Regions from separate parts of the Homo sapiens genome. Here all the other regions are linked to region 2. Evidence: read pairs that join two places in POLR2A ChIA-PET (ENCODE). Cell type or tissue: Panc1. All regions are shown on one strand. Region 1 overlaps TANC2 (tetratricopeptide repeat, ankyrin repeat and coiled-coil containing 2). Region 2 overlaps TANC2 (tetratricopeptide repeat, ankyrin repeat and coiled-coil containing 2). Region 3 overlaps TANC2 (tetratricopeptide repeat, ankyrin repeat and coiled-coil containing 2).

Region 1 (2,500 bases), 54 kb before region 2:
TTAGCTGGGCATGGTGGGACACACCTGTAATCCCAGCTACTCAGGAGGCTGAGGCATGAAAATCGCTTGAGGCTGAGACATGAAAATCACTTCAACCCAGAGGGCAGAGGTTGTAGTGAGCTGAGATCACACCAATACACTCCAGCCTGGGCAACAGAGTGAGATTCTTTCTCAAAAAAAAAAAAAAAAATACAAACAATCATTAGAGAATACTATAAAGACCTCTATGCAAATAAACTAGAAAATCTAGAAAAAATGGATAAATTCCTGGACACATACACCCTCCCAAGACTGAACCAGGAAGATGTTGAATCCCTGAATAGACCAATAACAAGTTCTGAAATTGAGGCAGTAATAAATAGCCTATAGTAATAAATAGCCTACCAACCAAAAAAAAAAAAAAAACCCAGGACCAGACGGATTTATAGCTGAATTCTATCAGAGGTATAAAGAGTTGCTGGTACTGTTTGTTCTGAAACTATTCCAAACAACTGAAAAGAAGGGACTCCTCCCTAACTCATTTTATGAGGCCAGCATCATTCTGATACCACAACCTGGCAGGGATACAACAAAAAAGAAAACTTCAGCCCAATATCCCTGATGCATATTGACGGAAAAATCCTCAAAAAATACTGGCAAACCAATCCAGCAGCACATCAAAAAACTTAGCTACGATCAAGTTGGCTTCATCCCTGGGGTGCAAGGCTGGTTCAACATACACAAATCCATAAACGTAATTCATCACACAAAGAGAAGGAAAGACAAAAACCACATGATCATTTCAATAGACGTAGAAAAGGCCTTCCATAAAATTCAACATCCCTTCATGTAGAAAACTCTCGATAAACTAGCTATTGATGGAACATATCTCAAAATAGTAAGAACCATTTATGCAAACCCATGGCCAATATCATAATGAATGGGGAAGAGCTGGAAGCATTTTCCTTGAAAACCGGCACAAGACAAGGATGCCCTCTCTCACTACTCCTATTCAACATAGTATTGGAAGCTCTGGCCAGGGCAATCAGGCAAGAGAAAGAAATAAAGCATATTCAAATAGGAAGAGAGGAAGTCAAACTGTCTGTGTGCAAATGACATGATCCTATATCTAGAAAATCCCATTATCTCAGCCCCAAAGCTTCTTAAGCTGATAAACAACTTCAGCAAGGTCTCAGGATATAAAATCAATGTGCAAAAATCACAAGCAGTCCTACACACTAACAACAGACAAGCAGAGAGCCAAATCATGAATAAACTCCCATTCAAAATTGCTACAAAGAGAATAAAATACCTAGGAACACCGCTAACAAGAGGAGTGAAGGACCTCTTCAAGGAGAACTACAAACCACTGCTCAAGGAAATGAGAGAAGACACAAACAAATGGAAAAACATTCCATGCTCATGGATAGGAAGAATCAACATTGTGAAAATAGCCATACTGCCCAAAGTAATTTATAGATTCAAACCCATTCCCATTAAACTATCACTGACATTCTTCAAAGAATTAGAAAAAACTACTTTAAAATTCATATGGAACCAACAAAGAGCCCGTATAGCCAAGGCAATCCTAAGCAAAAGGAACAAAGCTGGAGGCATCATGCTACCTGACTTCAAACTATAGTAGACGGCTACAGTAACCAAAACAGCATGGTACTAGTACAAAAACAGACACATAGACCATGGAACAGAATAGAGATCTCACAAATGAAGACCACACATCTACAATCATCTGATTTTTGACAAACCTAACAAAAACAAGTAATGGGGAAAGGCTTTCCTACTTAATAAATGGTGCTGGGGCTGGGCATGGTGGCTCACACCTGTAATCCTAGCACTTTGGGAGGCTGAGGCAGGAGGATCACTTGAGGTCAGGAGTTTGAGACCAGCCTGGCCAACACAGTGAAACCCGTCTCTACTAAAAATACAAAAATTAGCTGGGCATGGTGGTGCACACTTGTAATCCCAGCTACCTGGAAGGCTGAGGCAGGAGCATCGCTTGAATCCAGGAGGCGGAGGTTGCCGTGAGCCGAGATTGCAGCACTGCACTCCGGCCTGGGTGACAGAACAAAACTCTGTCTCAAAAAAAATAAATAAATGAAAAATAAATAAATAAATGGTGCTGGGAGAATTGGCTAGCCATATGCAGAAAACTAAAACTGGACCCCTTCCTTATACCTTATACAAAAATTAACAAGATGAATTAAAGACTTAAATGTAAAACCCAAAACAATAAAAACCCTAGAATAAAATCTAGGCAATACCATTCAAGACATAGGCATGGGTAAAGATTTCATGATGAAAACATCAAAAGCAATTGCAATAAAAGCCAAAATTAACAAATGGCATCTAATTAAACTAAAGAGCTTTTGCACAGCGAAAGAAACTATCATCAGAGTGAACTGACAACCTATAGAATGGGAGAAAGTTTTTGTAATCTATCCATCTGAAAAAAGATCTAATGTCCAGAATCTACAAGGAACTTAAGCAAATTTACAAAAAA
Region 2 (2,500 bases):
TGTCCATGTAAAGTCTTTAAGTGGACATATATTTTAATTTCTCTTTGGAAAACACATAGGTGTGTAATGGCTGAGTTATAAAGTTTATAATTTTAGCTTCATAAGAAATTGCCAGTTTCCAAAGTGACTGGTGACTTTATACTCTCCCAGGCTGTGCATGAGAGTTCCTGTTCCTCCATATTCTCGCCAACACTTGGCAGTGAGAGCCTTTTTAATTTTAGTTATACTAATAAATACACAGTGGTATCTCATTCTGGTTTTAATTTGCAGTTCTCCTGATAATGGTGTTGAACATCTTTTCACGTGTTTAGTGACCACTCTTACATCTTCTTTTGTGAACAACTGTTCAAATATTTCATCCATTTTAAAACTTCAGTTGTCATAATAAAATGGTGGTTGTTTCAAGCCAAAAAAAATTCAGTTGTCTTCTTGTTAATTAGTAGTAAGGGTTTATTTATTTTGGATCAAGGGTGTCAGGTATATGTACACTGATATTTTCTCCTATTTTATGGCTCCACTTTCCATTTTCTAAACACTGTATTTTGAAGAACAAAACTTTTAAATTTAGGTAAAGTCCAATTTTGCACATTTTTCTTTTATGACTCACATTTCTCATGTCCTATCCAAGAAATCTTTGCTTGCCCCAAGGTTGCAAAGATTCAGTCCTAGCTCTTACATTTAGGTCTAAATCTTTTTTTTTTTTTTTTTTTTTTGGCGGGGGAGACAGGGTCTCACTCCGTCGCCCAGGTAAGAGTGCAGTGGCACCAACATAGCTCACTGCAGCCTCAAACTACTGGGCTCCAGCAATCCTCTTGCCTTAGCCTCTTGAATAGCTGAGACTACAGGCACACAGCACTGCACCTGGCTAATTCTTAAATTTTTTCTAGAGACCGGATCTTGCTAGGTTGCCAGGGCTGGTCACAAACTCCTAGGTTTAAGCAATCCTTCAGCCTCAGCTAAATCTTAACTTTTGTGTATGGTATGAGGTAAGGGTCAATGTCCATTTCTCCACTTAATTTCCCTAACATTTTTATTTAAAAATAAGTCCTTTAACTTTATTATTCTTTTGTAAAATTGCTTTAAACTTCGTTATCCTTTTGAAAAATTGCTTTGGGTATTCTAGGTCATTTGCATGTTCGTATTAGTTTGCAAATGTCTACAAATAGTTTTTTTCTTTGGATTATGTTCACTCAATTTGGGGAAATTGCTATTTTACCAATATTGGATCTTATAATCCATAAACATGAGAAATCTGTTGGTTGTCTTTAATTGGTCTTAACAATGTTTATTTATAATTTTTAGTGTACAAGTCTTGATCAAATTTTGCTAAATTTATCTCTGATAATTTTATGATATTGGATGCTGTTGTAAATTAAATTGTTTTTGGATTTAATTTTCCAATGGTTCTTTGCTAGAATATAGCAATACCATTCATTTTTATATAGTGACCTCACTGACCTTCTCTTCTGAACACATTTATATATGTAATTACATTTATATAAATGCAATTATAGAAATCTATATTACAGGTATTTGTGTTTATATATTGCTCTGCTAACATACAAACATATTTATGTAATGTAAAAGTAGTTAGAGTAGGAGAGGGGAATCTCCGCATTTACTCTGGAATACTGACATATCAAAGCAGGTTACCAGGGGCTTTATTTACACCAAATTTGGTAGAAATAATGATGATATGCTAAGGAATTAATTAGCTCTAGCATCAGGTTTCTTAAACCAGAAACGGAGATGGACAAAGATTACATTCTCAATTCTTCAAGCATGTCCCTAAATGTATACAGAAACTTTCTTTAATGTTCGTAGGAGCAACAATTTGGGGGGGCAACACTTTGAAACTTTGTGTTTTCCAACTTAATTCCAGGAAACAGATTTCAAGTTTCTCCAAGTGGGGATAAAGGTAGGTGGAGTGGAGGTAGTATAAGGCTGTAAGAAAATGAGGGTAACAAAAGAGCTGTAAAACTAGAAGTACTGTAAAGAATTGAAAGAGTATACCAGAAAAGGGCTTTACCTCACCCTGCATAGCTTTACTGCCAAGAGATGACTAAGTCAAATCAATTAATGTGGAAAATTATGCATCACTAAGACATTAATAGATGCCAAAGTCATGTCAAAAATCTGCCTTCGTCACTGGCAGTGACAGCATGGCAGCTGTCATGAAGTTCATAAGGTACCAACAAAAGAGAATGGCACAAGTGGCTGTAGGGGAGGATGCTAAGGTGAAGGTGTTAACAACCCAGGCCAGTAAAAGAAAGAACTTGTAGAGTGGAATTATAGTAGCTATTGTTCCAGGTGAAATAGTGTTCTTGTCATTTTTACTACCATCGGTGCTATGCTATTGTTCTCATAAAGCATAAGGAAGCCAGTTACATCACTTAATTTTTTTATATGAATAAGTCTGATTATTATTAAAAAATTTATTTTGTGTATGTATGTTCAAGCATGGAAGTCATACATATTCTTAGAACAGTGTAATTATGTG
Region 3 (2,500 bases), 86 kb after region 2:
AGAATATTCTGGGAAATACTATAGTATTAGAAAACACTTAAGTCGTTGCTAGGGATTAGGTTGAGGGAGACAACTAATTACAAGGGGGCATGAGGGAACTTTTTATGGAAATAAGCTATATTTGATTTAGTGGTATTTAACATGACTATATATGTTTTAAAAATTCATGGTATGTACACTTAAAATGGCAAATTTTACTTATATAAATTAAATAAACCTGACTTTTAAAAAACCTAATTTGTAATAACATACTCACTGTACACTTATGATTTGTGAACTTTTCTAATTGGATATTTTATCTCCAAAGTACACTTTTAAAATAACAGCACAGGTGGTAGTCTGGTCCCTAAAACGACTGTAGGCATGTTAAACATAATACACACAATAACAATGCATAATTTCTCAAAGGTCTTTCATGTATGTCTGAAACAATGGGGTTTGGCCTAAATTATTCCTAATGTTCTTTCATGCAAAGATTTATACCACTCTGAGACTGCAATTATCTCACACATTCACATACTATTAAATATTAAAAAAAATTAAGCAGAGAAAGTTTAATAACTAATTAAAGATCATACAGTCAATCAGCAACAGAAGAAAATTAGAACCCAAATCCTTACCACGGTCTACAAAGCTCTACATGATCTGGCACCCACCTACTTAATTGTCTTACCTCCTCCCCTTCCAACTTCTCTGACTTCATCCCTTCCCACTTTCCCCCTCAATTCACACAGCACTTATCATTACCTGATATGACTTTCTTCTTTTATTTCTCTCACTCCTCCAGAATGAAAGTATCTTAACAGTAGGGACTTTCTCTCGTTTGTATATCACGTAACTCAGACTGATTGAGACATGGGTATTAGGGTAGCCCCTAGCTGGGCAGAGGGGCAAAGCTGACTCAGGCCTCCAGTCTTCTGTGGAGACTCAGCTCTGGCCCTTCCATCTGCCTGGAATGCTCTGTCCCAGGGTCTTCTTTCGGTGTTTTCGTCTCACAATCTCAGCACAGGAGGTACATCTTTACTTGCAGAGGCTTTAATGCCCTGACTAGAATCTCCAGTGCAGACTTGAACAGTAGTAATAGCAGACATGAGAAAATGAACAACTTTCAGCTTTTCAATAGTATGTCTGCATCAGTGAGATGCAAACAGAGAGGACTCCTAGTGAAATAAATTCTATGAATGAAATCTATATGGAAAAGCCTTCAAAAGGAGTGCTAATGTTATTCTGCAGGAGACAGAAATCATAGACAAGAGACAAACCATGAGTGTAAAGACTCTACAAAAGCCTTCGGTAACCGTTATTCCCTTCAGAGACATGGGAGAATTCAAAATGAAAAGAAACCCTTTGAACAATTTTAGAGCAGGACAGTATTTGATCTACAGTCACCTCCAAAACTTACATGAGATCTCACACCAAAGACAAACTTTATGACTGTAATCAGTGTGTAAATTTCTTCAAAAACAGCTCTTGCTTTATAGTGCACAAGAGAATATACACTGGGCAAAAACTCAACACAAAGACTGTGGGAACCTTTAGTAGGAGCGCTGATTTTACTGTGCACTGGAGCAGATATCCATGTTGGAGAAAACTCGACAACAGCACTGACTGGGAAAAAGCAGAAACTTTCACCTTACAATGGCTATACACACATGAGAGAAACACAACGAATGCGGTGAATTCAGGAAAGTCTTGAGCAGGAACTTTAATATTACTGAACATGTTTAGACACATTCTGGGAAGAAAGGCTATAAATGCAATGACTGGGAAGGTTTTCAGAAGTTATTCAACCTATGCCTATGGAAAAAGGTGAGGACATATAAAGGAGAGAAATCATATATGTAATGAATATGTTAGAAAAGCTTCAACAGTCCTTCTTGCCTTTAAAGATATGAAAAGTCACACTGGAAAGAAACCTTATGACTATATACCACATAGGAAGGCCTTTAGCCAAAAATTTTCTCTTGTTCTACACAAGAGAATTAATACAAGGAAACAAATCATATGACTGTTTAAAAAAATCAGTAAGGACATATATTTGAAAAATTTAATTAGGTTCCAATTCCAGGAAAGATGGAGTACGCATACCCTACCTCGTCTCTCTCATTGAATACAACTATAAACCCTGGAAAGAATGCATAGAGCTTAATTCTAGTTTCCCATCTGGCATGTAAGGAGCTTAGAAGTTTTCACTTCATCTAACATGTAAAAAACTAAACACGTTGAAAAATCAACAACTCTTCTTACATTCTTTAGAGAAGGGAAGTCACAATGTAAACTGCTGTGCCAAAGTTGGAGAGAGACAGGTGACTATAGAGAATGCAGAAACGCACAAGCAGCAACCTCAGTGGGAACCAATACAGAAGTAGGAAAACCTGAACTGTAGTTGATGAATTATTGGAGGCTCAGGCAGACAAGCCTGAGAAATCAAAATTCTGAGGGGACCCAGTTTCAGAGGGGCCCCAATCTTTTGTGAGTTTTATCTCCTGGAGCACTATGA

Evidence for each region. ChIA-PET counts read pairs that join two places held together with the same protein. Peaks named below come from ENCODE experiments on the same cell type or tissue, not always from the same donor. Only the 100,000 strongest peaks of a DNase experiment are listed, where the experiment ranks them.
Region 1: POLR2A ChIA-PET joins it to region 2 with 11 read pairs; 6 of 35 experiments call an interaction of 5 or more read pairs at or near these places.
Region 3: POLR2A ChIA-PET joins it to region 2 with 21 read pairs; 4 of 35 experiments call an interaction of 5 or more read pairs at or near these places.

Annotation. Positions count from the first base shown.
Region 1 is chr17:63,227,461-63,229,960 of GRCh38, reverse strand. The region is part of intron 7 of TANC2 (tetratricopeptide repeat, ankyrin repeat and coiled-coil containing 2); the gene reads right to left. Among named protein-coding and RNA genes, the nearest start is that of CYB561, 220 kb to the left of the region's middle. In Panc1, no CTCF peak of the experiment used is centred here; no DNase peak of the experiment used is centred here.
Region 2 is chr17:63,173,747-63,176,246 of GRCh38, reverse strand. All of the region lies in intron 5 of TANC2 (tetratricopeptide repeat, ankyrin repeat and coiled-coil containing 2), which reads right to left. Among named protein-coding and RNA genes, the nearest start is that of TANC2, 210 kb to the right of the region's middle. In Panc1, no CTCF peak of the experiment used is centred here; no DNase peak of the experiment used is centred here; H3K27ac peaks cover 620 bases.
Region 3 is chr17:63,087,657-63,090,156 of GRCh38, reverse strand. The region is part of intron 3 of TANC2 (tetratricopeptide repeat, ankyrin repeat and coiled-coil containing 2); the gene reads right to left. It also overlaps the pseudogene LOC100419888. Among named protein-coding and RNA genes, the nearest start is that of TANC2, 120 kb to the right of the region's middle. In Panc1, no CTCF peak of the experiment used is centred here; no DNase peak of the experiment used is centred here; H3K27ac peaks cover 719 bases.